2 separate regions of the Homo sapiens genome follow, and region 2 is linked to region 1. The links are chromatin loops, found by intact Hi-C in ENCODE. Cell type or tissue: pancreas. All regions are shown on one strand. Links, peaks and the distances in the headings refer to the core of each region. The heading gives the core; the rest is flanking DNA. Region 1 has its middle 35 kb from the start of VDAC1. Region 2 holds the start of LOC124901191 (U7 small nuclear RNA).

The links. A loop is a pair of places that touch in the nucleus more often than their neighbours do. Peaks named below come from ENCODE experiments on the same cell type or tissue, not always from the same donor. Only the 100,000 strongest peaks of a DNase experiment are listed, where the experiment ranks them.
Region 2: a loop joins it to region 1, with 3 times the contacts of the local background. A loop is called at or near these places in 2 of 110 quality-filtered maps.

Annotation. Positions count from the first base shown.
Region 1 is chr5:134,032,076-134,047,735 of GRCh38, reverse strand. It overlaps a transcript of VDAC1 not described here. Among named protein-coding and RNA genes, the nearest start is that of VDAC1, 35 kb to the right of the region's middle. RefSeq lists enhancers at 1-268, 269-909, 5,236-5,365, 5,386-5,505. In pancreas, for the core only: a CTCF peak has its summit at 8,061 (motif pointing left); a DNase peak (open chromatin) is centred at 8,015.
Region 2 is chr5:134,570,457-134,586,116 of GRCh38, reverse strand. JADE2 (jade family PHD finger 2) reads right to left here. Exons shown (of 12, transcript NM_001388185.1): 10 at 12,355-12,472; 11 at 9,221-9,349; 12 at 2,890-7,623. The coding sequence ends at 6,800. It overlaps LOC124901191 (U7 small nuclear RNA), which reads left to right and starts at 7,927; the gene lies at 7,927-7,986. RefSeq lists enhancers at 3,978-4,509, 4,510-5,042. In pancreas, for the core only: a CTCF peak has its summit at 8,138 (motif pointing right); DNase peaks (open chromatin) are centred at 7,226, 7,371, 8,156, 8,934 and 1 weaker place.

The DNA.
Region 1 (15,660 bases), core at 3,215-11,214:
CTACATTGCACAAACAGGTACACTGAATCAAAAAGGAAAACAGAAAAAACAGAACAAGAAACACCCCAATGGGTTGCAGCTTATGGATGGTGCCTGCAGCATTGTGAGCTGATAAAATACTGCTTAGCATATGGCAGTGGGGAGGCAGCACCAAGAGGGGCCCAGGAGGCCCTGCAGCCTCTGCTGCCAGTTTCCTTCTGTGCGGGATGAATGGAGTCCCTGGGGTCTGGAGTTGGACACAAGAGCATTTGTCCTCTCTCCCATAGGAATGGTCCTTTTCTGAGGCCCCACTCACGGCTTGGGCTCTGGAAGCCTTTCCAGTCCTTCGGGAACCATCCCCACCTCCTGTGTGGAGATGCCTGGGCAGCACCTCTGAAGTGGCCCCCTCTCTGTGGCCTCTCTGTGGGTGCCCCTTCCCTCAATGTACCACCTACCTGAGTCTCTGCAATCACTTGACACCCAACCTTTTATTAACCAGGGTTCCTGCCCTCCCCCAGCAGGCGGCTTTTCATGCAAAAAGCATCCCTTTGTTCCCTTTCTATGACCCACTTAGGTATCAAAGGCTTCATTCACTGGGGAGTTTCCAGGAAAGTGACCCCCCTGGCTCTGGTCTACTGCTTTGGGAGGGGCAGGAGAAAGGTCAAGGGCATTATCTCAGTTACCAGCCCTGATAGTCCGAGTATAGTTCCTTCCCTCTCCCTGCCCTCACTTCTCCCACTTCTACCTGAATTAGGGTGTGTCTCTGGGCAGGGTGGCAAAAACATTGCCAAAGCTCTAACAGTGCAGCCACAAAACAGGCTCCTTGTATCCTCAAAACAGGCCACATAATGGCTCCTTATCATTGTCTCCACTTTACAGATGAGAAGATCGAGGCCTGGAGGCACTAAGCCACATGGCCAAGGTCACCCCACTGGTAGGTGTAGAGTGGAGATGAAGCTCAAACCAGGTGCTATTGACCACTCTGTGTACAACATTTTTTAGGAGACAAGCTTAAATGTGTGTTGTGGGGTAGTCCTTTTCCTTTCCCCTGAGGTGCTGCCCAAAACAACCCAGAACTGGGGGACCCACCGCCTGAGTTCTGGCCCTTGGTCAAGCCCATTAAACCTTGGGCATTTTCCTCCATTTCTGGTGTGGTAGGCAGAACACTGTCCACCTGCCCCAAGATGTCCACATCCTAATGCCTAGACCTGTGAATATGTTGTTACCTTATATGGCAAAACGGACTTTGCAGATGTTTGCAGATGTGAATACATTAAGAATCTTAGGGCCAGGCATGGTGGCTCATGCCTGTAAACCCAGCACTTTGGGAGGCTGAGGCAGGCAGATCACTCGAGCCCAGGAGTTCAAGACCAGCCTGGGCAACATAAGGAGACCCCGTCTCTATTTTTTTAAAAAATTAAAATGAAAAGGCTGGGCATGGTGGCTCATGTTTGTAATCCCAGCACTATGGGAGGCCAAGGTGGGTGGATCACGAGGTCAGGAGAGCGAGACAATCCTGGCTAACACGATGAAACCCCGTCTCTACTAAAAAATAGAAAAAAAATGAGCTGGGCGTGGTGGCAGGTGCCTGTAGTCCCAGCTGCTTGGGAGACTGAGGCAGGAGAATGGCGTGAACCCGGGAGGCGGAGCTTGCAGTGAGCCGAGATTGCGCCACTGCACTCCAGCTTGGGTGACAGAGTGAGACTCCATCTCAAAAATAAATAAATAAATAAATAGAATAAATAAAAATGGAAAAAAAAAAAAAGAAGAATTGCCGGGGTCAGTGGCTCATGCCTGTAATCCCAGCACTTTGGGAGGCTGAGGTGGGCAGATCACCTGAGGTCGGGAGTTCGAGACCAGCCTGACCAACACGGAGAAACCCTGCCTCTACTAAAAATATGAAAATTAGCCAGGCGTGGTGGTGTGCCTCTGTAATCCCAGCTACTCGGGAGGCTGAGGCAGGAGAATCACTTGAACCTGGGAAGCAGAGGAGGCAGAGGTTGCAGTGAGCCAGGATCGCACCATTGCACTTCAGCCTGGGCAACAAGAGTGAAACCCCATCTCAAAAAAAAAAAAGAAAAATCTTGGGATGGGGATACCATCCTGGATTATTCAGGCAGACCCAATGTCACCCCAAGGGCCCTTCAAAGAGGGAGGCAGAAGAGTCCATATTAGAAGAGATGAGACAATGGAAACAGAGGCCAGAGACAGATTTGGAGATGCTGCTGGCTTTGAAGATGAGGATGATGTCCTAAGCCAAGGAACGTAGGTAGCTCCTGGAAGCTAGAAAAGGCAAGGAAATGATTCTTCCCTAAAGCCTCCAGAATGAAGGCAGCTCTGCAGGCACCTTGGTTTTAGGACTTCTGACCTCCTGAACTGTAATAGAAGACATTTTGCTGTTTTAAGCCACTAAGTTTGTGGCACTTTTTCCAGCAGCAGTAGGAAGCTGATACACTGGACTTCAGCTGTCCTCTCTGTAGATAACTGGCGTGGCTGGCCAGATGGGCCACACACACTATGCTTTCTTGACTGAAGCTGATGAGTCCAGGCCAGCAGGGCCTAAAATTTTTCTGATTTTGTGGACTTTCTTTGGGAATCTAGTTCTCTGGCTGTTCTTCCTCCCCCATGGAAGGAGCTTTGTCCACTGTGGCTTTGGAGGGTTTTGACCCGTGATGTGATTGGGAAGCACAAGGAATGGAACTTCACAGGGCCGACCTTGTTGGGAGTTTCTGGGCCCCTGCTCTGGGCATTGTCTTGGAACCAGCTACCCAAAAGGCCAAAACTGCCCTCTGGCTCCCGGGCCTAATTACAGCCCCTGCCTAGGCCTCCCTTCCCCAGGATGGCCAGAGTTGAGGGGGTTTCACATGGTGATGAGCTCCTTGAAGACTCTGAGCTCTAGGCAGCCAGTCTCTTCTGTGCCCCTAGCTCTGGCGCAGTACCTCACATGGGGTAGGAGCTCAAGAAATATTTGCTGAATGAATAAATAATTCAGTAGCACACATACACAGACAACACACAGCTTGGGACATCACACGGTCTTTTCTATACCTAGATGCATACCCAGATAAGCACTTACATACCTGTGCGCGCGCGCACACACACACACAGATAGCAATATGCACACACACACACAGTTATGTGCACACACACGTGCACCAATGGGTATGTGCACACAGACACATACAGATATGCAAATGTGCCATGGAGCCCTATTCTGAAGGAAGAGAGGACACTTCTGTCCACTGAGGGAACTGAAATGCCAGCTAGCTTAGCAGGGCCTTGGAAGTTTTTATTAATCCATAAAAATCCCTTAGCTGTCTGGGGAGCCTCCCAGCAGCTGAGGAGGTTCCCCGACAGGAAGGATGGGGCGGATCTCCCATTGATGGGGAGGGGACCCAGGTGTTGGCTGCTGTTGGAGGGGCCGTTGTGCAGACACCTGCATATGATGGGAGCTGGAGCTAGGGCGGAAAGAGCTGGGAGCACAGATGTCTGAGTTGGCCCCCAGCAAGGGAAGATGGGCCTCTGAAGTTCAGGCTGCCAATCATAACCTACCTTGGATCTTGGAGGAGGCCCAGCTTTTGGACAGCTATACGGAAATGAGGGGGTGTAAACTCAACATTCCATTGGTGAAGGGATGGGGATGGGAGGCAGGGTACTGAGCAAAAACATCGCCTGCTCTGGAGTTGGAAAGGCTTGGTTTGAGTCGCAGTCTGTGCTCATCAGCTGGGTTACCTTGGGCTGGTTGATCAACGTCTCTTTGCGTCAGCTTCAGCATCTCTGAAATGGGCGACTGAGGGCACCTACCTGTCAGGGCTGGAGTGAGGATTAGGTGAGAGAATGGAAGTCAAGTGCTCCATTTATCACCAAAGAACTAAAAAAATGGGAGCTTAAGAAAAATGCAGGCACTGGATAAAAGTCTACCTAGGCTGGGCGCGGTGGCTCACACCTGTAGTCCCAGCACTTTGAGAGGCCAAGATGGGTGGATCGCTTGAGCCCAGGAGTTCAAGATGAGCTTGGGCAACATAATGAGACCCCATCTCTACAAAACATACAAAAATTAGCTGGCCATGGTGGTGCACAACTGTAAGTACCAGCTACTCAGGAGGCTGAGGTGGGAGGATAACTTGAGCCTGGAGGTTGAGGCTGCAGTGAGCCGTGATTGCACCACTACACTCCAGCCTGGGCAACAGAGTGAACCTTGTCTGGGAAAAAAAAAGAAAAAAGAAAAAAGAAAAGTCTACCCAGCCCATCCTAGGGCAGAATAACCAGAGAGGAGGAGGTGAGAGTCCTTTCCAGCCACCTCTTAGGTAGTCCCGCAGTCTAGAATTTCGCTCTGGTTGGGCTAATTCCTGGGAGGGGTGTGGCCCAGCGCTGCCCTTGTCCTAGCCCTGCCTCTGTGTGACCTGGAGTACGTTGCTTTGCTTCTCTGAACCTCAGCAGCTCCTTTTCTATATATCCTGGATAGTTGTGAAGCTCACATGAGACTGGGCATTTGAAACTATTCGGAGAGGTGAGAAATCCTCACTCAGAGGAGAGCATCTCTGGTCACCCTTGGACAGTCAAAATTGATTATATCACTTTGCCAGGCCGACAGGCCCACCATTCACCCTGAAGCCTTGATCACTCTTCTCCTGCCACCCCTGCCCCAGGATCATAGTGTTCACTGAGGCTCTTGGCAGGATCCAGTGACATCAGTTGGACCTCCCTGGATCTGCCCCTGCTGCTCCCATTCTTTCATCCAAGCTCAGGAAAAGAAAGGCCCAGGCAGGGTTTCCACCAGCCTGTCTCCCACGACCCACATACTCAGTGCCAATGGGGAACCCCAGAAGTCTAGAGCACTCTGGTTTCTGTCCCACTATGTGCTTTCCTCTGGAGGTGGGGGACCTGGGGGAGCCCAGTTTCATTAAGAAGCAGAAGTTCAACAGGCAGGTAAGATGGTGCCTGGCCGAACTCCCATTAAAAGACCCAAAGCCAGGCATGGTGGCTCACGCCTGTAATCCCCAGCACTTTGGGAGGCTGAAGCAGGCGGGTCACTTGAGGCCAGGAGTTCAAGTTGGCCAAAATGGTGAAACCCCATCTCTACGAAAATAGAAAAAGTAGCCAGGCACAGTAGTGCATGCCTGTAGTTCCAGCTACTCTGGAGGCCGAGGCAGGAGAATCGCTTGAACCTGGGAGGCGGAGGTTGCAGTGAGCTGAGATTGCACCACTGCACTCTGGAGAGGCTAAGAGACAGAGCAAGACTCTGTCTAAGAAAAAAAAAAGAAAAACAAAACCAAAAAATGCCCAGTACTGAATGGGCCTTTGTGGTCTCACCTACTGGCTAGAAGTTACCACGGGGCAGGTCACCTAGCCTGGGCACCCAGCATGGGCCTGTGGGCAAGGGATGGCAAGACAGGATGGGTGGGGGCCGTGAGGTCCAGGGTGTCCCCACACTCCTCCATGGTGAGGAAGGAGGTCCAGACCAGTGACTGGAAAGCTTGTCGCTATCAGGGCCTGGTCCCCCCCAAGCCCACAGTGCCCAGGATGAGTGAGCGTGGCCATGACCCTGAGCCCACCATGGCAGCTGTTGACCCCAGGCCATCAGTGCCTGGTCAGTAGACAGCCCTGCTTCCGACCTTCCCACGCTGCCCCTTGACTCATTCTGAGAGCATTGCCACAAGGGGTTCTGGCCTCCAAGTTCACCTTTGGTTTGGTTTCTGCTCGGGCAGCTCAGAGCAGTTTTGTTTTCAAGTGCAAACCCACAGAGCTGCTTTCCCCTTTCTCTGATCCCCCAAAACAAACAAAGGATGTTGGTCTGCATTTTGATTTGTTTTGAAGCTGCAGAGGAGAGTGAGGGAAATGGGTCACCTCAGGAGCTTCGAGGGTGGCCAGGCCAGCCAGGGAGTGTGGGGTGGTGGCCAGGATGGCGCCTTACTCTGGAGGACTGACTGGCCAGCCCACCCTGGGTGGGCCCTGCTCCCAGGGAGCCACTCACCAACAGGGATGCCTGGAGCTGGGGGCTCCTCATGGGGCCATGCAAAGCGCCCTGTGTGGAAGGCAGGAGGCCCAAGTCCCAGGCATGGCTCCAAGGCCCCTTGCTGTGTGATGTTAGGCAAGGCCTGCGTTTCTCTGAGTTTGAGTCTGGTGAAATGAGGCCCACCAGCTCGGTCCCACCATCTTTCCCATCCCCACTGGAGTGGGGAGGGGGCATTACAGAGTCCCATGCCACTCACAGCGCTGATGTCCAGGGCTCCCTGAGCAGCTGGTCCTGGGACCATTGGATAAGCACCTTATATTCTGCTAGGACGTTGGCCATCAGGGCTGGCCTTCTCTAGCCCCAGACCCATTCCTTCGCCTTCCCACTGGTCAGCAGAGGCCCCTACACTGCTTGGTTTACATGATCCATGGATGTGCCCCTCCTGGGCCTGTGGCCCCTCCCAGAGTGGGTGTAGGTACCTGAAGCAGTAAAGATTAGGTCAAGGAATTTTCAGCAGCAACCTCTTTTCTGACATCCCCCAAAGAAAGAAGTCCCCTGAGCAAGGTGAGCTCTGTCATTCCCAGAGCCTGCAGGTGACCAAAGATGTTCGGAAGGAGCCTGCGGGTCAGCCAAGTCTTTGAAGCATCAAGAGAAGGAGCTGGTAATGTTTTCCCTTGAGTAGGATCAGTAGCAGGGGTTTGAGCAAAGTGAGTGCATTTATTCCAGAACAACTGAACTGGATCCCAAGGACAATATTTTAAATTTCTTCATTAAAGTCCATCTGTTCCGACAGTTCTTCATCTTTTGCATTATTAATCCTTTTAGTGAAAGCTACAGATTCTCTTCTTGGGGGAAAAACACACACACAAAATTTTGAACCACATTTAAAAAGGTTTGCAGCCCTCCATGTGTAATTCCTGGGAAGTTAAAGTAATTCAGGGAGAACTGACTTCCTAGAGTGACCCCTTTCCCAACTGGGGAGGAGACACTATTGGATAGCCTGGGTTGTTCTTCAAAGGATGTTTTGGAGAGACACAGAATCAACTGCTCTTTTTATTTTTTAATTTTATATTTGAGACAGAATCTCGCTCTGTCGCCCAGGCTGGAGTGCAGCAGTACGATATTGGCTCACCGCAACCTCCACCTCCTTGATTCAAGCGATTCTCCTGCCTCAGCCTGCCTCCACAGGCACGTGGCACCATGCCCAGCTAATTTTTTTTTTTTTTGAGACGGAGTCTCACTCTGTCACCCAGGCTGGAGTGCAATGGCGTGGTCTCGGCTCACTGCAACCTCTGCCTCCCGGGTTCAAGCGATTCTCCCACCTCAGCCTCCCGAGTAGCTGGGACTACAGGCACGTGCCACCACACCCAGTTAATTTTTGTATTTTTAGTAGAGATGGGATTTCACTATGTTGGCCAGGCTGGTTTCGAACTCCTGACCTCGTGATCCGCCCACCTCGGCTTCCCAAAGTGCTGGGATTACAGGCATGAGCCACTGCTCCTGGCCTATGCCCAGCTAATTTTTATATTTTTAGTGGAGACCGGGTTTCGCCATGTTGGCCAGGCTGGTCTCCAGCTCTCGACCTCAAGTGATCCACCCGTCTTGGCCTCCCAAAGTGTTGGGGTTAGAGGTGTGAGCCACCGTGCCAGCCAATTGCTCCTTTTAGAATGGGAGTGCTAACCTCAGGGGTCTCTCTCTCGGGTGCCAAAAGAGGAGATGCCTTTTGTGTGGACCCATGGAACTGAAGCCTCCGTCCTTGTCCCTGGAAGGGCCCAATTTTGGGGTTCCAGGAGCTCCTGCGCCTAAGGGGGTGCTGTCACCCTGTGGTTTTTCTTAGTTGACAGCTCATAGGTGCTTGGGAATGTGCTGTGTCTGCGTTCCAGACTGCAGGAGCAGTCTGGAAACTTGGCTGTGGGCAGACATGCCACCCTCCTAAGGTGAAAGAAACCTGAGTGGCCAGAGCCTAGTGTTTGCTCCCCTAATTTGAGAACAGGGAACTGTGCCTCCTCCTGGAGACTGCAGGGTTTGGGAGCCGGGAGATGGCCCATCTCGCTTCTTTGGTCAGCTTCTGGCGCCACCTCGTGGCTAATTCTCTAATAGCAGCCAGGTCTCATTCTGGCACAGAGGGTTCTCAGTAGAACCACCAGAGGGAGCTTTAAAATTACGCACGTCTGCCGGGCGCGGTGGCTCACGCCTGTAATCCCAGCACTTTGGGAGGCCAAGGCGGGCGGATCACGAGGTCAGCAGATCGAGACCATCCTGGCTAACACGGTGAAACCCCCGTCTCTACTAAAAATACAAAAAATTAGCCGGGCGTGGTGGCAGGAGCCTGTAGTCCCAGCTACTCAGAAGGCTGAGGCGGGAGAATGGCCAGAACCCAGGAGGCAGAGCTTACAGTGAGCCGAGATTGCGCCACTGCACTCCAGCCTGGGCGACAGAGGGAGACTCCGTCTCAAAAAAAATAAAAAAAATAAAAAACCACGCATGTCGGGGGCCATTCCAGACCAGTGAAACAATCATCTGTTTCGTTGGGGCCTAGCATCAGTATTTATTAGGGCTCTCCAGATGACATCAATGTGAAGCCAGGGTTGCGAATCACTGTAACAGCAATAGGTTGGTTCCTTGGTCTTGGCCCACAGGCAAGGGAGGACGATTGAGGTGGGGAGGAGAAATTACAAGGGCTTTCTGGAGAATTGGTTTCACTTTGCTTGCATGGACCTACTTGGTGCTCTGGAAAGCATGGAGGTCAGCGAGTAATGAATGCCACAATACAGAATGTTGTAAATAAGGCGCCTATTGCAAATAAAGTGTCTATTACTGGGCCTTTACATTAGCATCTGTGGGCATTTCCATGGGCCCTCTATGGGCCCATTTTGTGTCTATCTCAATGATAGACACAAAATGGGTTCATTTTGTGTCTATCTCAATGATAACATTTAAAAGTCAACATATAAACACACCTTGGCTTACCTGGAAGGCTGTTAACTGACTTTCTCTCCTGGTTTTGGTGTCCAAAATAACTTTGGAATTTACTATCCTATTGCTGCAAAGCAGAACTACTTTAATTGTCACGGGGTAATTAGCAAAGGGTAAAAGGATTCACTTGGTGAGGAATGTATTTGAGCCAGGCAAAGACAAAAGACTTGGCAGAATTGAGTTATCTTTTCAAAATATTTTCATGTTCACAAAACAATGCTGTAGCTGTTTTGAACTCACAAGTACCTGCCCCATGCTGTCCCATACATATTACACTGAATGATATTTGTGGGGGGTGGGATTGAGGGAGGGGGTCGTGGATAGGAAATAAAGTCCCAACTCCTGGCCAGAGCCGGCAAAACCCTGTATGCTCTGCCTCTGCCTTCCTTTCAATCCCCGCTCTTACCCTCCATGCTTACTGGCTTCCCTCCAGCCACACTGGGCTTTTTGCTGCCTCTCAAACATGCCACCTTGTTCTCATCCCAGGGGCCTCTGAACCTGCTGTTTGCTTTGCCTGGGGCACTCTTTCCCCAGATATTTATGTGGTTTGCTTTCTGAGTTCTTTCAGGCCTTAGCTGTAATGTCAGAGGCCTTTCCTAATCACCCTCATTAAATTAGGACCCCTGCCTAATTCTTCTCCCCATTTTGTATTCTCCATTGTACTTTTCACTGCTTGAATTGTATTGTTTATGTGCTTGTTTCCTTGTTTATTGCTTGGGAACCCACATGTGTTGTAACTCCTTGAGGGTAGAGGCCATATCTAGCATTTACCATAATTTCCCCAGTCTTTGGCACATTGACATTATTTAATAAGCATTCTTTTACAAATTCTTGTATTTTGGAATAATTTTAGTTGCAATGATATTACAGAGTTATGGTATATTTTCACTCTGATTGCCTTAATGTCAATATCATATATAACTGTAGTACAATGATCTATAAAAGGAGTTAACATTGATACAATACGATTCACTAATCTACAGGTTTTTTGTTGTTTTTGGGGGCTTTTTTTGCAGTGAGAGAAAGAGGCATTTATTGCAGGACATCATCAGGCAAGGAGGATGGGGAGCTCACGCTTAAGACCCAACCTCCCTGATGGCTTACAAGCAAGGGTTTTTAAAGGCAGGGGTACATTTCAGGAAAGGAGAAGTCACAGGCCAATGTGTAAACAAACATATGGAAGCTATACATTGGTTTAGCCCAAAAAGGTGGGATATCTTGAAGCAGGGGCTTACAGGTCATAGGTAGATTCAGAGATTCTTTGATTTGCAGTTGGTTGAGGAAGGAAGACTTTGTCTAAAAAACTTGGGGTCAGCAGAAAAGAATGTTAAGATTTGGCCTTAATATAGGCTAGTTAAGATCAGGAAACCCATTAATCATCAGGGGTGCTATGCCAGTCAGGTCACCAGAGCAAGCCCTAATGCACTAGGTCAGAGTGACCAGTTTAGCAAATTGATGGCCTGCAGGTGTCACTTTCTCCAAGCACCTCGGGAAGAAATTTAGAACACAGGGCAGTGATCAGAGTTCAGTCCTCAGTTCCCTCTTATCTGAGGTCCACATGACAGCAATGGGCATTTTCCATCTGGTGGGCATCCAGGTTTCTGAAAAACAAATCTATTAGGATTGTTGCTTTATTGGGCCTCGTTTCTTCCATCTGACTTTCACTTCTTGTCCTGCAGTGTCCACCCTGGTCTCTGGATGGTTGCCTGTTTGTGCTGTGGTTGTTCCTCTGTTCTCCTGCACTTGGTTACTCGTTAAAGGGCACCTTCTGCATCCTCATCAGCCTGAGGAACTGCTAATAATGTCATATTAACTGTTTGTGCATTTGCTTCAGTTTTTTTGTTTGTTTGTTGTTTTTTTGTTTTTTTTTTTGAGACGGAGTCTCACTCTGTTGCCCAGGCTAGAGTGCAGTGGCGTGATCTAGGCTCATTACAAGCTCCACCTCCTGGGTTCACACCATTCTCCTGCCTCAGCCTCCCAAGTAGCTGGGACTACAGGTGCTCGCCATCATGCCTGGCTAATTCTTTGTATTTTTAGTAGAGATGAGGTTTCACTGTGTTAGCCAGGATGGTCTCGATCTCCTGACCTCGTGATCCGCCTGCCTCAGCCTCCCAAAGTGCTGGGACTACAGGCGTGAGCCACCACACCCGGCCTTTTTTTTTTTTAAAAAAGACAGTGTCTTGCTCTGTCACCCAGGCTGGAGTGCAGTGGTGTGATTATAGCTCACTGCAACCTTATACTCCTGGGCTCAAGGGATCCCTACAGATCTTACTAGAAGTGCACTTGACCTACTAATGTCCTTTTTTCTGGTTGGTGTTTTAGTCCAAGGATCCGACATTATGTTTAGTTGTCATGTCTCTTTAGTGTCTTCCAATCTGGGACAGTTCCCCAGTCTTTCATGACCTTGACACTTATGAAGAGTGTTGGCCAGTTATATTTTGAATGTCCCTCAATTTGTGTTTGATTTTTTTCAGGATTAGACTGAAGTTATGCATTTTAGCAGAAATACCACAGCAGTGACGTGCTATTCTCAGAGGACGGTATCAGGAAGCACATGATGTTTATGTGCCTCCTTTCAGGTGTTATTAACTTTGATCACTTGGTTAAGGTGGTACCTGCCTGGTCTCTCCACTGTGAAGCTACTATTTTTTCTGTTTGTAATCAATTAAATATCTTGTGAGGAAATAGATGGAGATGATCCAAATATTATATTTCTTGTCATATTTTGGCTTACTAATTTCAGCATCCATTGATGATTCCTGCCTGCAACAATTCCTGTACTGTTTGGCAAATGGGAATTTTTTTTTTTTTTTTTTTTTGAGATGGAGTCTCACTCTGTTGTCCGGGTTGGAGTGCAGTGGTGCGATCTCGGCTCATTGCAACCTCTGCCGCCAGGGTCCAAGCGATTCTCCTGCCTCAGCCTCCCTAGTAGCTCGGATTTCAGGCACCTGCCACTGCGCCCGGCTAATTTTTGTAGTTTTTAGTAGAGACGGGGTTTCACCATCTTGGCCAGGCTGGTCTTGAACTCCTGACCTCATGACCCACCTGCTTCAGCCTCCCAAAGTGCTGGGATTACAGGCGTGAGCCACAAGGCCGGGCCTGGCAAATGATGATTTTCTATTTGCATTATTCCTTCTGCATTTATTAGTTGGAATTTGAAAGGAAGAGCTGTCCCTTCTCCATTTATCTAATTGATTTTTATTTCCATCAGTATGGACTTATGGACATTTATTCAGTGGGTTATCATCCTTTATTATTTATTTTGTTGCTCAAATGTTCGCTGGTGTGTTGGCTTAAGCCTGTAATCGCAGCACTTTGGGAGACCAAGGTGGGCAGATTGCTTGAGCTCAGGAGTTCAAGACCAGTCTGGGCAAAATGATGAGACCTCTTTTCTACAAAACGTATATTTTAAAAAATTAGCAGGGTTTTGTTGTGCACACGTGTAGTCCCAGCTACTTGCGAGGCTGAAGTGGGAGGATCACTTGAGCTGGTGAGGTTGAGGCTGCAGTAAGAGATGATGGCACCACTGCACTCCAGCCTGGGTAACAGAGAGAACTTGTCTCAAAAACAAAACACAACAAAAATTGTCCCAGATTTGGCTTATTACTTTGTTTAGCACATCCTTAATTCCCAGGACCGCAAGATGTGCCAGGTTCATCTTGTACTTCTCCTGCCTCAGCCCAGCGACCAGCCATTTCTCCAAGAGCCTGGTCCTTGCTATTGCAGCACAGTGCTTGGAAACCGAGATCTGGGCATTAGATGTCCTCATTGTTGGGAGTGTCGTTGCTCCTAGGCCCTCTCGGTGGACAGAGCTAGGAAGTGTATGTTCAGACAGACATATACATGCACATCTATATCCATTTCTACATGTCCCCCCTCTCTCCATCTACCATAAAAACCATGAATTTTTCTCCCTACGATCAGTTGTCAGAGGAAAACATCATGAATGTATACCGATACCTGAGATTCCAATTCAACACCACAGGGTTCATTTTAACCTTGCTCCTTTCCTTACTCGCAGCTCCTTTCCTTACTCGCAGCTCCTTTCCTCCATAGTGGAAACCTGGCTCTCACTGTCCGCCATGTTTATTCACCAGCTCGGTCCCAGCATGCACCTTGCATTAGTGTCCCAGGGCCGCACAAGTTACCACAAGCTGGGTGGCGTCAAACACAAAATTTTATTTTCTCACAACCCTCGAGACTAGCAGTACAAAATCAAAGTGCCCGAAAAGGCGTGTTTGTTTCCTGCTGCGGGCTCTGGGAGAAAACCCTATCCCGGCCTCTTCCTAGCGTCCGGCGCGTGGCATTCTGGGCTTCCCGGGCTAGTGGACGCGTCGCTTGGATCTCTGCCTCCACCTTGGCAGGGCCTGTGTCACGCATCTCCTTTCTCTCCAGAGAACACTGGTCACTGGAGCTAGGGGCCCACCCTCGTTTCAAGATCCTTTACTTAATGATAGTATCTGTGAAAATCCTGTCTCCAAAGAAGGTCACATTCACAGGCTCTAGGGGTGAGGACTTAGGCTTGTCTTTTGGGGGACACAATCTGCTCCACACAGAAAGTAGCTTCAAATTGCTAGCCGATATTCTTCTGAAAAACAAATATACTAACATATATGTGTAGAGTTCTTTTTATTTTTTTTTTTTGCGCGTGACACAGCCCTCAGGAGATCCTGAGAACATGTGCCTTGATCTTTTTGTCTTTAGTCTTACCAATGCATAATCAAATAATGCTTCCCAAAGTTACATAGATTAGCTTTTTTCTTCCCCACCTTTTTCACGTGGCTGGTTCTATTATTTATTTCTAATATATTTCGGTTCTTTTCTTTTTTTTTTGAGACGGAGTCTCGCTCTGTTGCCCAGGCTGGAGTGCGGTGGTGCGATCTCGGCTCACTGCAAGCTCCGCCTCCCGGGTTCATGCCGTTCTCCTGCCTCAGCCTCCCAAGTAGCTGGGACTACAGGCGCCTGCCACCACTCCCGGCTAATTTTTTGTATTTTTAGTAGAGACGGGGTTTCACCGTGTTAGCCAGGATGGTCTCGATCTGCTGACCTCGTGATCCGCCCGCCTTGGCCTCCCAAAGTGGTGGGATTACAGGCGTGAGCCATCGCACCCGGCCTATATTTCGACTCTTTTTTTACTTTTTTTTTTTTTTCCATTTTGGGCTCACCCACTTCCTGATTGATTTTAATTAATTAATTAATTAGTATTATTGGTACGTGAAATACTGCCATAGTTTTAAGACCCGGAAATACAAAAGTGGAGCTCCCCCAGCATGACTTCTATCCATTCACATTTCCTCATTCTTGCTATTCTATAAGCACCTGCCTGCCGCTCTAGGCCAAGAAACCTTATTTATATTTAGCTTCTCCGTGGCCGGGTGCGGTGGCTCATGCCTGTAATCCCAGCACTTTGGGAGGCCGAGGCGGGCGGATCACGAGGTTAGGAGATCGAGACCATCCTGGCCAACGTGGTGAAACCCCGTCTCTATTAAAAATATAAAAATTAGCCGGGCATGCTGGTGGGCGCCTGTAGCCCCAGCTACTTGGGAGGCTGAGGCAAGAGAACCGCTTGAACCCGGGAGGTGGAGATTGCAGTGAGCCGACATCACGCCATTGCACTCCAGCCTGGGTGACAGAGCCAGACGCCGTCTCAAAAAAAAAAAAAAAAAAAAATTAGTTTCTACTTCCTAGATTTCCTTGAGCATATACATGTATATTTTCTTTCTCTTTTTCCCTCTCCTCTCTCTCGTTTCCTCTCCTCTCCTCTCCTCTCCTCCCTTCCCGTCCCCTCCCCTCTCCTTTTTTGAGATGGGGCTCTCACTCTGCCCCCAGGCTGGAGTGCAGAGGTACAATCATAGCCTTGACTTTCTGGGCTCAAGCAATCTTCCTGTCCCAGCCTCCTGAGTAGCTGGAACTACAGGCATGTACCACTGCACCTGGCATTATTTTGTTTTATTTTGTAGAGAAAGAGTCTCACTCTGTTGCCCAGGCTGGACTTGAGCTCCTGGCCTCAAGTGATCCTCCTACCTCGGCTGCCCAAAGCATTGAGATTACAGGTGTGATCCACTGCTCCTGGCTTTATTTCTTTATATCCTCTTCTTTCTTACATGAAAAGGAGCATACCATACATACTCTTTTGTATTTTTCTCTTTCCAGTTAATATCTCTTGGGAATCAATTTGTATTCGTTTCCTCTTTCTATTTATAGCTGCATACTACTCCATTGTGGGGTCATACCGTGGCTCATTCAACCATTCTTCCATGCATGGACATTTAGATAATTTCCAGTATTCAGCAATTATAAACAATTTTGCACAGAATAATCTTGCACATGTATGCTTTGTAATGTTGGAGGTGTATCTTCAGAGTGAAATCCTAGGAGTGGGTTGGTGGGTCAAAGGTAAGTGCAGATGTGGATTTGTTAGGTAATATATTGGTTTCCTATTGCTGCTGTAACAAATTACCATACATTTATTGGCTTAAAACCACACACATTCATTGTCTTGCTGTTCTTGGGCCACAAGTCTGAAATGGTTTAACTTGACCAGAACCAAGGTTTGTCAGGGTTTGTCTGAGCCTCTAGGAGAGAATCTGTTTCCTTGCCTTTTCCAGTTTCTAGAGCTGTACTCCTTGCATTCCTTGGCTCTTAGTCTCTTCCTGTGTCTTCAAAGCCAGCAGAGTAGCTTTTTTTTTTTTTTTTTTTTGTGAGGCAGAGTCTCGCTCTGTGGCCCAGGCTGGAGTGCAGTGGCACAA
Region 2 (15,660 bases), core at 4,840-12,839, 540 kb before region 1:
AGAGGGACCAGGGCTGGGAATGCAGGGCCAGGCCTGGTGGTCCTCAACCTCCTGCCTTCCCTTGGGGAAGGGGGTCAGGGGTTCCTCATGGCTATCTGTCTCTCACTCCATAGGAGCCTGGATGACTCCTGGGCAACTCAAGGGAAGGCTGAGGGTCTCTAGGGCTCTGCTGCCCAACAGGGTAGCTACTAGCCACATGTGGCTTTGAGCACTTGAAATGTGGCTAGTCTGAATTGAGATGTGCTGTAAGTGTAAAATACACCCTGGATTGTGAAAAGAATGCAAAATCTCTCATTAATAGTTATTTTACATTGATTACATGTTTAAAGACATTTGGATGTAATGGGTTAAATAAAATATATTATTAAAATTCCCTATATCTGTTTTTGTTTGTTTGTTTTTTGAAACAGAGTCTCACTCTGTCGCCCAGGCTATAGTGTAGTGGTGCTATCATGGCTCACTGCAGCCTCAACCTCCCAAGCTCAAGCAATCCTCCCACCTCAGCCACCCGAGTACCTAGGACTAAAAGTGTGCGCCACCATGCCCAGCCAATTAAAATTTTTTTTTTTGTAGAGATGGGGTCTTGCCATGTTGTCTAGGCTGGTCTCGAACTCCTGGGTTCAAGCAATCCTCCTGCCTCGGCCTTCCAAAGTGCTGGGATTACAGGCATTAGCCACCATACCTGGCCCTGTTTTTCACTTTTTAAAAATGGGGCTACTAGAATTTCAAATGTGACTTGCACTATATTTCTAAAGAACAGACCAACATGTACCCTGAATCCCCCTGCCCTACATTTATCAGCTGGGTTAGGTTCACAGGTGAGGTTTTATTTATTTATTTTGTTTGTTTTTATTTTTGTTTTTTTTAAAGACAGACTCTTGCGCTGTCTCCCAGGCTGGAGTGCAGTGGCATGATCTTGGCTCACTGCAACCTCTGCCTCCCGGGTTCAAGCAATTCTCCTGCCTCAACCTCCCTTTAGTCCCTGTAGCTGGGATTACAGGTGTGCATCCCCACACCTGGCTAATTTTTTGTGTTTTTAGTAGAGATGAGGTTTCACCAGGTTGGCCAGGATGGTCTCAAACTCCTGACCTCAAATGATCCACCTGTCTTGGCCTCCCAAAGTGCTGGCATTACAGGTATAAGCCACCTGGCCCAGCCGACACAGGTGTGGTTTTAGAGTGAGGGGCAAGCCTGAGTCATTCTTCTGGATCACTGTGGTCCTGCTTTGGGCTGGCTGCAGGAGGAGGGAGAAGCTGTGGTGCCAAGTCCACGGCAGCTGGGCCATGGGGCTGACAGTTTCTTACCATGGCCAGGTGGGCTGGCCACCCAGATACCCCCTCAGCCCCAGGGCTGATTTCCTGCCAGCATCCCATGCTGATTCCACAGTTGAGGACGCTGAGCTCTTCCCATTCACAGCTGAGCTGCTGGAGCTGGGGCTGAGAGAACATCCACAGCCTGTTTTTCCAGGTTCCCAGGTGCCCTAACAGGGAGACCTCCCTCCACGGGCATTTTGGGCACACACACACTCCACCCCAAATTTACTTCCAATACCTTGTGCATTGTGGACTCAGAACATTGGATCTGGAGGCACCCTTGGGAACCTACCGTCTACTGCTCTGGAGAGGAAATGGGTCAATTCTCTGTGGCAAACAACTAAGTCAGTGGCCCCAGAAGCTAAGATGCTTTGAGTCTTAATGTAACCTCTGTCCCTCACAGCCTTGTTCTGAGCCCTCAGAGGAGGTTCAAGACCCTCCCGATATAGCTTGATCCATCTTTGCATAGGCCAAACCCTCTATGAGGAATGCCCGTCATCCCTTTCTCCGATGCAGCTTCCCTTGGGCTAGCAACTATTTTTCATTAGGTCTCCAATGTCTGGAGGTTCTAGGGGGACAGGGGCCTGGTGACATGCACAGTATACAACCCAGCACACTGGCAGTGAGGTGTCCGGTCAAGACTACTTGTTGAATGAATCAATGAATCAATGAATTAATGGTGTCACTTCCTCAGAGAAACCCTTCCTGAACCCCTTCACCCCTAGACCAGCCCAGGCCTCCATGAAAACTCCCAGTTCCCTCACTGCCTGTGTGAGCCACCCCAAGCAAGGACAGCAGCTATATTCCCCACACTCTTTTCAGAGCCTGGCTCAGGGTAGGTGCTCAGAAAATCATGAATGAAAAACAAACTCAAGCAAAAATCTTCACTGACCTAGGGACACTCCCTGGAGGCTCCTCCCAAACTTTCCTACGGTCCCAGACAGGTGGTTGTAGCAGGTGGGGAGTGCAGCAGTCCTGCCTTGGATGCAGAGCTTTACCTCTTAGCACATCTTCGACTTTAGGTGCATCCCTCATCCTCTCAATTCCAGGGGAACATATTGAAGATCAAATGAAATACTGCCCTGAGGCTAGGGGCGGCTTACGCCTGTAGTCCCAGGACTTCAGGAGGCCGAGGAAGACGGATCACTTGGGCCCAGGAGTTTGAGACCAGCCTGGGCAACATGGGAAAACCCTGTCTCTACAAAAATTACCAAAATCAGCCAGGCATGGTGGCATGCACCTGTAGTCACAGCTACACGGAAGGCTGAGGTGGGAAGACAGCTTGAGCGCGGGATGTCAAGGCTGCAGTGAATCAAGATTGCAGCCTGGGTGACAGAGTGAAATCCTGTCTCAAATAATAATAATAATAATAATAATGAAAAATATAAATACTGCTCTGAAATTATAGCCCTTGGTGTGCACTGAACATCTTTATTATGATTCCTTAGGAGGTGGCAGCTGATCCCTTGGAAAACTCAGGGACCCCGTGGTTTTGCTGAGCCCATTGTCGGGTGTGTGTGTGGGACTCCCAGGGTTCCCTACCCCATCCAATGCAATGGAGCCTCACACCAGCCAGCACAGAAAACACTGCTTTATTAACTGCGTTTGCCAACACACGAGGAGTGCAAAGGGCTCCCTATGACACAAGCCCTGGTGGGGCCGGGGTCTGGAAGCCCCCATGAGTGAGCAGGACAGGATGGGGCTGGGAACTATGCAGCAGCGGCAACACAGAATCATGCAGGGCACAGCGGGCACTGGCCACACCCAGGTGACCATACATTCTATTGCTCGTTAAGGGTTGCGCACATGGACAATGTACAAAAAGGAGAAATAGGTCTTTGCGTTAATGAAAAATACATTTTTTCTCTACAAAGGAATCTTTTCTAATACAAGAAAATAAATATTGCAACATAAGCCAAAAATAATTTAAAATTGCTCTTTTCAATATATTTTCAATATTTCTCTTGTATATTAACAAATGGCACATCACTTTCTTTGAAACAAAGACAGAAGGTGTCTCCTCCTGTGACATTCATATCATCCCCCCACCGTCCCCTCAAACTGACGTGGAACACAAAGTGTTTGTGCCTCTGAGGGAGAAAGTGGCAGGAGGTGCCTTAAAGAACAACCAAAGGTCTCAGACTCCAGCCCTGGCTCATTGGCCAATGTGGCCAGCGAGGCCAAGGGCATGGGAGAGTGCCCTCCCCAAGGGCCTTGCTATAGAAATCCAGATCATTTTTCAGTGGTTTGCATATGGACAAAGGTTGGCCACATCTGGCAGTTAGCAAGGAAATGCCAAGTTCAGCCGCTGCCAATGTTGGTTAGAATTGGGCAGTTGAATCTCTAGGAATTGTCCCAGCTAGTCCCAGTGTGCCCATACACAGTATACACAGGCATGCCTGCATACGGACACACGAGACGTGGCCTGGCACACCCCCCACAAACAATTCAACATCTATGTCTGGAAACCTGGGGTGGCTTCTCCAAGGAAGCTGAGGCCCTTACATTGCAAATGCTCACACACTGTCACTAAGTCAGGCTCATTTAATAAAATAAACCCTTCTACCTTTCTTCTTCTCATTTGTTTCAAAATACATTTATGATACATAAAAATACTTTTCTTGCACATTATCCTTTGTCATGTGATGAGGGGGAAGGAGGTGGTGGGCGGTCAGGTCAGTGAGAAGGGGGACGATAGCCAGAATGAGTTACAGAGCAGCTTCTCCTTCCCTGCGGAGGAGCTGTGTGTGGAGGCAGATGTGGTTGAGAGAAAGATCTACCTCCACCTCTGACCTGGAAAAGGAACCTGCCTCAGTCTCAGGGACAGCAAAGCCCTCTACACTGGGGACAGTAGACCGGAAAAAGACAGAAGCGGCTGTGACCAACAGGGGAAAGGCTGGGAACTGGGGGAGGATGGGTGGCTGGCATCCTTCTCCTTGCAGCCTGCTGGACATCCTGGAGGTGGAGACAGCTGCCTGAAGAAGATTGCTCCAGGGCTTGGCCTGGGAGTGAAAGGGCACCCCAAATGAAAGGCCACCCCCCTCCCCTCGCAGCAGCCAGCCAGCCTAACAGACATCTGGGTTCTGCAGGACACAGGCTCAGCAACAGTCCAGTCCAAAGCAACAGCCAATGAAGAAGGGCCAGAATCCAGAGGCCAACAATGTGAGCAGAGGCTCTTGGAAGAACACCAGCCAGCCCGAGGCAAGGGGCCAGACTCGTTGCACCCTCTCCCTAATTCTCCACCCACCCCTGCCACCAGGGAGGCCCAGCCCCTGCCCCAGGATGGTGTGAAGGGGCAAGGGGCCAAGTGCTGAGACTGCTGGACCCTGGGCTTTCTGGGACCCCTGGCAGAGTTTGGTTGTTCTTTAAGCTCACCTCTTTGCTTCCTGCAGGGTCAGACCGGGCAATCTGGCACAGACAGGGTTGCAGCCCGAGGTGACCCAAAGCATGGGGAAGGAAGAAGTTCTGTTCAAAGGCAGTAAACAGAGACTGGGGTTGGGACACTGATGCTGACACTGACTGGTCACTACTACCAAGGCGGGCAGGCAGACTAAACTCTACAGGGTAGCTCATGCCATCCCAACGCCCAGAATCCTTGAAGCCCACCCCACTCCCTCCGAGTCCACCCGGACTAGACACATTTGTCCGATCCTCTGAACTGAGTCATTATCTTTGTTTCCTGTTTTGCTAAAATTCACATGAAATTGAGTGTCGATGACAATGCCACTGTCGTACCTTGATAGTTTTGGAGTTAGGGGTGGATGAAGGTCAAGCTGTTCCCCATCCTGCTTATTTGCTTTATGTATTTGGGGAGGAGGGAACCACATGGTAAAGACGTTTTCCATGCTGGTTTCACCGTCAGTATCTTTCCCCTCTGTGAGTCTCACAGTTTAGGAAAGCTCACAGTGGGCTCAGCCCAGGATCTGAAATCTAACACCCAGGTACACTTCAGCAGCAGCAAAGCATCCTCTTCCAAGCGCTTGAGCTCTTCTCCTTGGGTGTGTGCAATGAACATGTTTCTATACTTTGTTGCTAAAGAACTCCATTTAAAAAAAAGTCCAAATGACAAGTTGTCAGGTCCAGGCTGTGCTGTATTATGGTCAAAATATTCTTTGGCATCCACAGAATGATTCGACTGATTCACTGGACTTTTTGCAAGGTTCTTTTTGGAGAAGTTCTGGCTTTACCAGTGGTGGAAGTGACCCAGGAGTAATTCATCAAAGAAAAAAAAATGTTTTCACGGAATTCCTTTTTTGTTGTTCCCTGAGCTATCACCCTGGGGCCACTCTACTGAAACTCTTCAGAGCAACTACCTGGGACCTAAGGGTGGGGTGGGGAAGGCAGGACGGCGGGGGGGGATGGCAGGACGGGGGGGGGGATGGCTGTGCGAGGGGTTAAGGCTCAGGAACAGGGGAACATCCAGCAAGACTTACAACAGCCCCAGCGGCCAACACCGGCCCGCCCTGGGCCCCGGGATCCCACTGCTTGTTGGAAGGAGGAGTTTCCAAAAGGAAACCACGGAAGAAGCTCATCTTGTAGCAGGACTAGGAAACTTGAAAAGGCAAACGGTCTGGTCTGGTCAGCTCTGTCTGAGCGTGACCAGACTTCGGCCGAGACTGGCCCCGAAGGAAGGAAGGAAGTTGGAGCCTCAGAGTGATTCTCTACAGTGGGCTGGTCTGAGCCCCATGACCCTGTCTGGGCACTGGCCCTCCCCTACAGCCCTCCACCTGCACTGGCAGCTGGCTGTTTGGGAGTCCCCTGAGTAAATGGCACAGCTCAGGAGGGATTCTGGGAACCCCTTCCCAGAGCCGCTGGGCTGGGCACTGGCAGGGGCAGAGCAGCAAGGGAGGGGAGGGTGGCAGGGTGGGCAGGCAGGCCTCAGATGATACGGGCTGATCAGGAACAGCTTTCAGTTCCCCTGGAACTAGCGGGCCCTCTGCACCCCCTCAGTGCTTTCTCATATAAACTCGTTGTGCTTGTGACAGTGAGTAGACTCTGGCTGGGTATCGTTTATTATACTTCCTTGGGGATCGGTGGAGTGTAGCAGGACCCCCCAAATGGACCCCAGTGGGATCTGGGGGCAAGGCGGGGTAGGCCCTGGACTGGCCCATCTGCCATGAAATAATGCCCAAACGACAGTCTGTGTCACCCAGTGGCAGTGGGCTGGAGTCCTGAGCTCTTGTCCACCTTGCTTGCATCTAGCCAGGAGCCCAGCAATACCACGTGGGCAGGGCAGGGATGGTGCGCGGGACCTGGCAGGGTCCTAGCGGCCGGAGCCGTGGAAGGAATCCTAATGTCCTAGGCCAGCACAGAGGAAAGACAACAGTGTAGAATTCAAAACTCTCTCTATATTAAAAATAAAACCACGACGGAGTGGCAGCCTCGAGGGTCTGGGACACTCAGCAGAGACTGGAAATGGCAGTTGTGACTGGGCTGAGGCCTTGTGGGGGGACCAGGGCAGGGCCTGGGACAGGGAAGGGGGTGAGTTAGGAGGCCAGTACGCCCATGCGGACCACCTCCTCTGCCCCTGCCTCCCGGGGACCCCGCTGCACCCCACCGTCCTCGGCCTCTACATCTGAGTCGCTCATCTCCCCATCAGAGAAGTAGCCATCAGTCTCAGTGTCAAAATGCAGGCTGACCTTGGGCCTCTCAGCCACAGCTGAAGGTGGTCCCATCCCAGCATCAGGCCTGGCACCCGGCAATCTCCGGGTTACCTTGCTCTCGCGGGGTGGCCGGAGCCGGCCCAAAGGCTTAGGGCTTGCTGCAGGGCCAGGCACTTGGACATCTGAGTCAGCAGCTACTGAGGCTGCCTCGTCCGGGGTCTCAGGGGCCAGTGGCGGGGGGCTTTCAGGGGTGGCTAGGATGGGACAGTCCCCGGCTGCAGGGCTGGACGGCAAGTGAGAAGATGTCCGACGTGGTGGCTTCCTGGTAGGTGGCCCTTGACCCCCCTTGCCACTGCCTGCATCCTGGCCCCAGGTCTTCTTGGGGGCTTTGTCTGGAGTCGTCCGTGAACCAGGCCCGTCCTGCGGTGGTGGTGGTGGTGGTTTCTTCTTGGCAGGCAGGCGGGTGCGGCCTCGGGCCTTCCTAGCAGGGTCACCAGGTCGCAGCGAGGGGTCCCGCATGAAGCTGAGCAGTGTCTCCTCGTCCTGCAGCAGTTCCTCTGACAGCAGCCCTGGAGCAGGGTCCTCGCGGTGCCCATTGTTCAGTGGCCACTCGCTCATGGCCATGTTCTCTGCTGTGATCTGCACCGACTGTGCCAGCCAGCTGTTGAAGAAGGTGCCATCGATGGGGAATGAGGTGGACAGGCCTGCTGAGGGGAGAGAGGAGGCAAGTGAGACGCCAGCAGACGTGTGTCCCACCCTTTCAGGAAGCCCACTGACGCTCCCAGCACACCACCAGGCATCGTCTTCTCTCTGTCCCCCTGTGCCAGACCCAGGTGAGCTATCTTGTTTTGTCCATCCCTCCTGCCAACACCACCAAAGAGTAGGGACTACTTATACGCTTCTCTCCAGAAGGACGTGCTGCCCTCAAGATGGGCTTCATAATTTGTGGGCTAGAGTGTAAAATGAAAATATAGGCTCCTTGTTCAAATATTATTAAGAATTTCAAGGTGGAGTGTTATAGCTCTTTTAGTTTGTCTAGCAGGTTTTTTGGATTTTACCAGAAAGCCTGCCATGGGAAAGAAAATTCAAGGTGGCAGCAGCAGAGCATTAACCAAGAACAAGGACCCCGTGGCACTGCACAGGTTGCTACCCACGAAGTTGGACCTGCCCACTACCCCCATTCTGGTGGGGTTGGGGAAGGAGGAATCTGGAGGAAAATGCCCTCAGGCCGCCAGAGGGCGCTCAGTCTTTATAAGCGTTGCCTCCCAGCGCTTGCAGCAAAGAGCATGGATAAAGGGATCAGGTACGAATAGGGGTAGCAAGCAGTATCCAGTCCCTCCTGGATGTCAGGGAGAGGGGAGGCAAGTGAGACGCCAGCAGATGTGAGGGCGGCAGAGCCTTCCTTCCTTACCGAGGTCTTGGGAGGGGGCAGCTGGCGAGACGGGAGACTGGGTTTCCTGTTAGACACCCAAGTTATCCCCTTCTTTTTGCGGGAGGGGTGTGAAATGAAGGAACAGGGTCTTGCTCTGTCACCCAGGCTGGAGTGCAGTGGCATGATCATGGTGCACTGCAGCCTCAACCTCCTGGGCTCAAGCGATCCTCCCAACTCAGCCTCCTGAGCAGCTAGGAATACAGGCATGCACCACCACGCCTGGGTTGTCCCCTTCTTGAGACAGAGGGACAGAAAGGATGACCTGGGGCTTCCATCCCAGAGGCAAGGTCTGGAAGGGGACTCCATGATGCTCCCTGAGATCTCTGGAGGAAGCACGTGAGGTCCATGAGTCACACTGCTCCCATTAGGCTGCTCTGCCTAACAGGAGGCCTGGGACAGTGGAGGTGGTGGGCAGGGCCAGAGCCTGCAGCCACTCCTCTGGGCAGCTCCAGGAGAGTCTGCTGCTGTTGCAGGAAGGGCCCACTTAGAGGATTCTGGGAGAGTAGGACAAGGATGGGGCTTTCTGGCAGATCCTCCCCTCCCAGCATGGGGCTGTCCCAGGGGCCTCTGGGAAAATCCAGCACCCAGGACCCCCCAGCCAGGGGAATGACTGGACAGTTCCTGAGTGGGCGTGGCCCAGCCTCCATCCAGGTCTACAGACGGGGCATTTCCCAGGATGTCACACGGGGCTCTGAGATCTGTCTCCTTTGTGGGTGGAAGGTGTGTGCACCTGGGCAAGCAAGGGCCTGGTTACCGCTCTTGAGCCTCAGTCTCCTACTCTGTGCAGCTGGCCTTCCGCAGGGCAGACAGAGCTGCAAGCGTGGTGATGGTCAAGCCTGCCGTGTCTGCAGGCCAGCATGGCCCTCACTCACCCAGCTGCCCCAGGACTGAGTCAGGCCCCGCCTTCACTTTCTCTTTCTTCTCAGTGCTGCCCTTGGAGCCCTCGCAGCCCTTCCTCTTCGAGTCACTCTTCTTGCCCTTTGCTCTCCTCCCAGACCGCTCTGTGTCAGGGAAAGTGAGAGGAGGAGGGAGATGGTTACCCTGAGTGGCCTCGGTCAGCACCAAGATCCCTGCGTGGCAGCCCAGGAGTCCTCCATCAGCCAGTGCTCACCCTCCACAGCAAAAAGGTTGGAGTTAGGGGATGGCTGGCATGGTGGGGTGGACCAACTGTCCACTGTGGCCTGTGGGGGACTTGGGGTGGCCACAGGGCCACGAGGAGAGGCCCTCGCAGGACCTGGACTCCAGTCTGACCTGCACAACCTGTAGTCTTGGGAGAGAGTGTGGGTGGTGGGAAGAATGGCTGGAAGGGAGTCTGGACAGGGCAGGGCCTTGAATGCCAGGCTGAGGAGCTAGACATGTAGGTGGAAGGAACACTACCTGAGGGGTCAAGAGGCTTGGGTTCCATTCCTAACCCCAGGGTCAGCAACCCTGAACCAGTCTCCTGCCATGGTCTCTTGGTTGGCTTTCAAAGTCAGGCAGCAAACTAGATGGGAGATTCAGGGTGCACCCCTGGCCCTTGTATCCTTTCAGTTCAGGCCAGGCCTCAGTCTCATCTGTTTTGGTTTGTTTTGAGAGAGAGTCTTGCTCTGTTGCCCATGATGGAGCGCAGTAGTACAATCATAGTTTACTGCAGCCTTGACCTCCCAGGCTCAAGCGATCCTCCAGCCTCAGCCTCCTGAGTAGCTGGGACCACAGGTGCATGCCACCACACCCGGCTAATTTTCAAATTTTGTAGAGACAGGGTCTTGCTATTTTGCCCAGACTGGTCTTGAACTCTTGGGCTCCAGTAATCCTTCCACCTTGGCCTCCCAAAGTGCTGGGATTACAGGTGCGAGCCACTGTGCCTGGCCACATCTGTTTATTTATTTATTTTTTAGAGACAGAGCCTGGCTCTGTTACCCAGGCTGGAGTACAGTGGTGTAATCATAGCTCGCTTGCAGCCTCAAACTACTGGGCTCAAGCAATCCTACTTCTGCTCCCCAAGCAGCTAGGAATACAGGCATGTGTCACCATGCTCAGCTAATTTTTGTATTTTTTTTTTTTTGTAGAGACAGGCTGGTCTGGAACTCCTGGCTTCAAGTGATCTTCCCACTGTGGTCTCCCAAAGTGCTGGGATTTTAGGCATGAGCCACTGTGCCTGGGCAATCTCATCTGTAACATGGCATGTAACTAATGCCTAGATACTCTGGAGGCAGGCTCCTGAGGCTCCCCACTGCTCTCAGGACAGTGTAAGCTCCTCCCCCAGGCTACAAGAAGATCTCGCACATGTGACCCAGGTTACCCGTCATCCCCACTTTAGGAGTCTTCCTTCTGCCTGGTGCAGCCATTCCAGCCTCCTTCCAGTTTCTCTGCCAAGACATGCTCTGGCCACTAAGTCTCCAAATATGCTGTTTTCTTCTCCTATCCTTCACCTGATTCAGTTCACAGGCCAAATATCATCTCCACTAGGAGGCTTTGTCCAGCCGCCAGGCCAGACAGCCTCGCCGATATGCACACAGCCCATGTCCCACCCCAGGCGTCAAGCCTCTCAACAGTGTGAGCAGCAGCTTTGGACAGGGCAAACCAGTCATCTCCAAATACCCTGCCCTGCCCTGAACAAAGAGCTGCCTGTTGTTGACACTCAAGACAAGGAGTTGCAAATGTCCCCAGAACCAATGTGGGGATGTGGACCCTCCAGGCTCTTGCCCATGCTTCTGGAATCCTGTGCCTGAGGGCACTGCTCGTGGCTTGCCACCCTCTGCTTCCTCAACTGTGGGTGCCTTGCATGGGCTTCTCCTTCTGCAGCCGATATGTGGCCACAGCCAAGTGCCTGAGATGTTGTTGGAGCATCACTGCTTCTGGGAAGACATCCCTGATACTTCTATCCCTAAACTGGCAGCAACTGTAGCGTCTGCGATACCACATTCCTCTCTCTCTCCAGATGGTGCATTCCACAAGGGCAGCAACCCTATCCAGTCCATGCTCAGTTAATGCTGGCTGAGTGAATAAACAGAAGATAGGGGGCCTGGAAAGCTCCAGCAGCCAGGAAGCTGCCACAGTCTTTGGGTACACGGTGAGCTCTACATGGTCATGACTAGCACCTGAACTTGGCAAGGCTAGATGTTGGGGCCAGAGTGGGTGGTGATGCCAAAGCACAATCAGGTCAGCTCAGCTCTGGGGCAGAAGTAGGGGCAGCAGAGGTCCTCAGTCATTTGCTCCAACGGTGGCTCAGCAGCTTTCCTCTCCAGGCCCAGCTCAGCCCTGAGGCTGAAGTGGCATTGGCAGACCCTGGCTCAAAATCTCTCTCCATCCAGCTATTTCTGCTGCATGTAAACGCAACACTGGGGTACTGTTTTGGGGGCTAAGTGTTGCCCTTCTTAACATGTATACGCTCCAAGAAGGGCCCTGTGTCTGGCAATATCCACAATTAACAGATACGATCAATGTCAGCGCTTCCTTCAGCCTTTGATTTCCAGATCCACTAAACGCATGTGACGCCAAGAGAATAAGAATAATAAGAATGAAACAGTGAAAAACACCGCGGATGCAGGGCATAAATCCTGTTAGGGTCAGAGAGAAACAACAGCCAGGTCCTGTCACATCTCTGGGACAGCTGCCTTCTTCGGAACTGACTCCCAGGCACACCAGGGTTCAGGGAAGCTCACCAGCTTCTGGCCCTTCCTGCCTCAGCACCAGCAGAGAGCCACTAGGACTTCTTCTCTGTACCTGTTCACATGCAATCAGCTCCTGAACTGCTGTGGCCTAGTCAACCAGAAAGCTCCCTGAGGGCAGGCCTGATGCCCACATTCCAACCTCTGGCTCTCTGCCTAGTGACGCACAACTCAGGACCCTTGCAGGCCCCCGTCTGGGCCTACTAATTGGATGGTGAAGGGTAGGAGTGGGGGCCAGTGGCCCTTGGCTCCACGCACATACCCCCACCAGGATCCAAAGACACACCCTCCTTGGGACCCAGCCCCGCAAGAGAGGGCACAGGGAGGTGGCGGCGGCAGGTGGGGAAGGCGCCTACCTCGACACAGATCCTGTTCAATAAGTTTCATCTGCAGGTGGAATATCTGCTCCTGGAGTTTGCAGATGGCGTGTTTCGTTCTCTCGCGCCTTGTCACCATGTAGCACAGATTTCTAACCTGAGAAAACAAGAGAGATTTTCCACCTTACTCACAGGCAACCACCCCAGACCTCCCAGCTCTGGGGACCTTGCTATGGGTGGAGGCAGTGCCAGGGGCACAGGCTACCGCCACAGCCTATCCTGCCCAGAACATCTGCAAAACAATTCCCAGACCCTGAGCGCATCCTCAGCCCTGTGCTGCATGTCTCGGATCCAAAACCTAAGGCCAAACACAGCCTCAGCCCTGTGGTCCCCGGCTGAGCCAGAGCAGCCAGGGAAAAGCATCTGGTTAGGTCAACCCGGCATGCCCACCTTCCTCCTCTGAGTCTTACCTTCCTGGTAAGGTCAGCCAGGCTGCCTCCCAAGGCCCTGCCAACATGGTTGCTGTCCTTTATAACCACAGTGCCCGCAGACTCATCAGGGTCTCACCAGGTCACCAACCTCATCCCTCTGCCTCCTGTCCAAGGCCTTTCTTTCCCAGCAAAGAAATTCTTCAGACATAAATGGCATGGCAAAAACTAACACTTGTCCTGAGCCACAAATGGCCCCGGTACTTGCAGCCAGAGAGAACGCCATTGGAAGAGCTTTGAGCAGAAAGTCCTAACCCACCTGTGCCCAGCCTGCAGCCAACCCATGTCTATCCGCTGCACTGGGACCTGAGCCAGGCTCACGCCATGCTGGCCAAGGCTTCCACATCTACACAGCCACCTTCACTCTGCCACAGTGACAGAACTCCTCAGCAGAGAGGGTAGAGGCCTCTCTGACTGCCTCAAGGCCAGCTGGGAAGAGCCCCTTGGGGCCTTAGACACCAGCTTGCTAAGCTCATGGGACATGGACCCTTCTTATAGGTGGTCCCACAGGAAGCACCTGCAGGATGGACCATGCTACTGCCTGCCCACCTGGCACCTTACCCCAGTGGGCCATCCCTCCCTGGCTGCTCTCAGGGCAGGCCACACTTCTGAAGCCAAGACCAAGCCCCCTCCCTTGAGACACTTCCTTGGTCTTCAGCACAGGATGGAGACTCCATTATCAGGGACAGTTGGCCAAAGCTGCTCAGCTTGAATCCTGGGTCCCACCAGGGTCTTTCCAGCTGGGACCAGGCTGTTTCCCGTTGGGTTCCATCTTCAAGGCTGAGTTCAGCCTTCATGTCCTTAAGCTGGGGTGACCTCTGGTTCCAGACCCCCTGCCTGTTGGCATAACCATTTCTCCCAGTCCGAGGGCAGCCAAGATCAGACCTCTCTTCTGCGTACGGGTATCCTCCGTTCTTTCCTGAGCCCAGCCGTGAAGGATGTACCACAAAGGTGGCTCCAGCCTCAGGCCTCCACACGATGTGCTCTGCATGGACTCTCCGTGGCCTTCCACGCTGGTGTGTGCGCCCTCAGCTCGAAGACCGTGAGCACCAGGCCACCCACCTCTGAGCCTCAGCTCCGCCTATCCCTATGGCCAGTACCACTCCGGGGGGCCACCCTGGGCTGCAACCACCGGTCCCACCCTACTGGGATGAACCACCTTCCTGTCAAAACTTGGACCTCCTGAAAACCACCTTCCAACCAGCCTCCTTCCCCCACACCCTTAAGCACTGGCTACAGCTCTGTGGACTTGCACTGTGTGGGGCCCTGGACTCAAGTGAGCAACGCCGCTGGGGCCCCTTTCTTCTCAGGGGAGGTAGGTGCTGACCAACTACTGACAGGACCAGGTGGCTCCGACCCACACTTGGGGGTGCTGAGCAAGGCGTCTTGGACACACAAGCAGCCAGTGGGAGTGGGAGTTGATCACACGGCAGGGCAGAGCCTGGGAACGAGGAATCCAAGCCAGGCCAGGCTGGGGGAGGCAGAGCAGAGCCTCGTGGCAGGAATCTGAAGGGAGCAGTGAGGAGTGTCGGGGCTGGCAAGGGAGGAGGCCAGGTGCTGAAGCTTGACTGAGCCAGGCCAAGGGAAGCCAGGATTGGATTTTCTTTTTTTTCTTTCGAGACGGGGTCTCGGTCTGTCGCCTAGGCTGGAGCGCAGTGGCACAGTCTTGGCTCACTGCAACCTCGGCCTCCCGGGTTGAAGCCATTCTCCTGCCTCAGCCTCCCACGTAGCTGGGATTACAGGTGCCTGCCACCACACCTGGCTAATTTTTGTATTTTTAGTAGAGATGGGGTTTCACCATGTTGGCCAGGCTAGTCTTGAACTCCTGACCTCCTGATCCGCCCACCTTGGCCTCCCAAAGTTCTGGGATTACAGGCGTGAGCCACCGCGCCCGGCCCAGGGCTGGATTTTCACAGAGTAGTGAGACACTTCCCTTCTCCCCTTAAAACCTCCAGTGGCTTCTGTACGGGATTGAATAGTGTTCCCCCAAATTCATTTTTACTGGGACCCTTGCAATGTGACCTTATTTGGAAATAGAGTCTCTGTAGATATAAATAGTTAAGATGAGGTCATACTACATTAGGGTGGGCCCTTGATCTACTATGAGTGGAGTCCTGACACAGGTGCCTACAGGGAGAAGGCCATGTGACCTGGCAGAGGCAGAGGCCAGACAGATGTCCGCAGGCCAAGGAACAGCAAAGATTCCTGGCAACCACCAGAAGCTGGGAGGCACGGAGAGACTCCCCCGCAGAGCCTCCGGCAGGAACTAATCCTGCTGACACCTCAACCTTGGGCTTCCAGCCTCCAAAACCATGAGGATAAATCTCACCATCCAGCTGGTGGCACACGGGCAGGCCTAGGAAACTAACAGGGATGCTGGGCATGAGATGCCGGTGGCCTTTAAAAGGGACTTGGTGTGGAGCTCAAAAGGGAGGGGCAGCCAGCACCCCCACGTGGGGCAAAACTGTGGGCAGCCGTGAAAGACAGTGGAGCCTGAGGTCTCCAGCCCTGGGAGTGAGCAGTCAGGGGAGAGCAATGGATGACCATTGAGGCCAAGGAGCAGCCAGAGAGGGAGGGGGGTAAACCAGGACCTCAGGGGGGACCTGGTCAGAGCATCACAGAAAAAGGACTCCAAGACTAAGGGCAGGTCTGATTGTGGCAGCCGCTGCTGAGAGGATCGGGGGATGGAGAGGTGGGCAGGGAGGCTGCAGGCAGCCCAGGTGGCAGGCTCTGGGATGTGGCGGAAACCCGGCCAGAGTGGGCAGCAAGGATGCAAATACCATGAGGGATGACAGGAAAGGAGAGATGGGGGTGGGAGCGGAGGAACCCACGACTAGAGGGAAATAGGGAGGGAGGA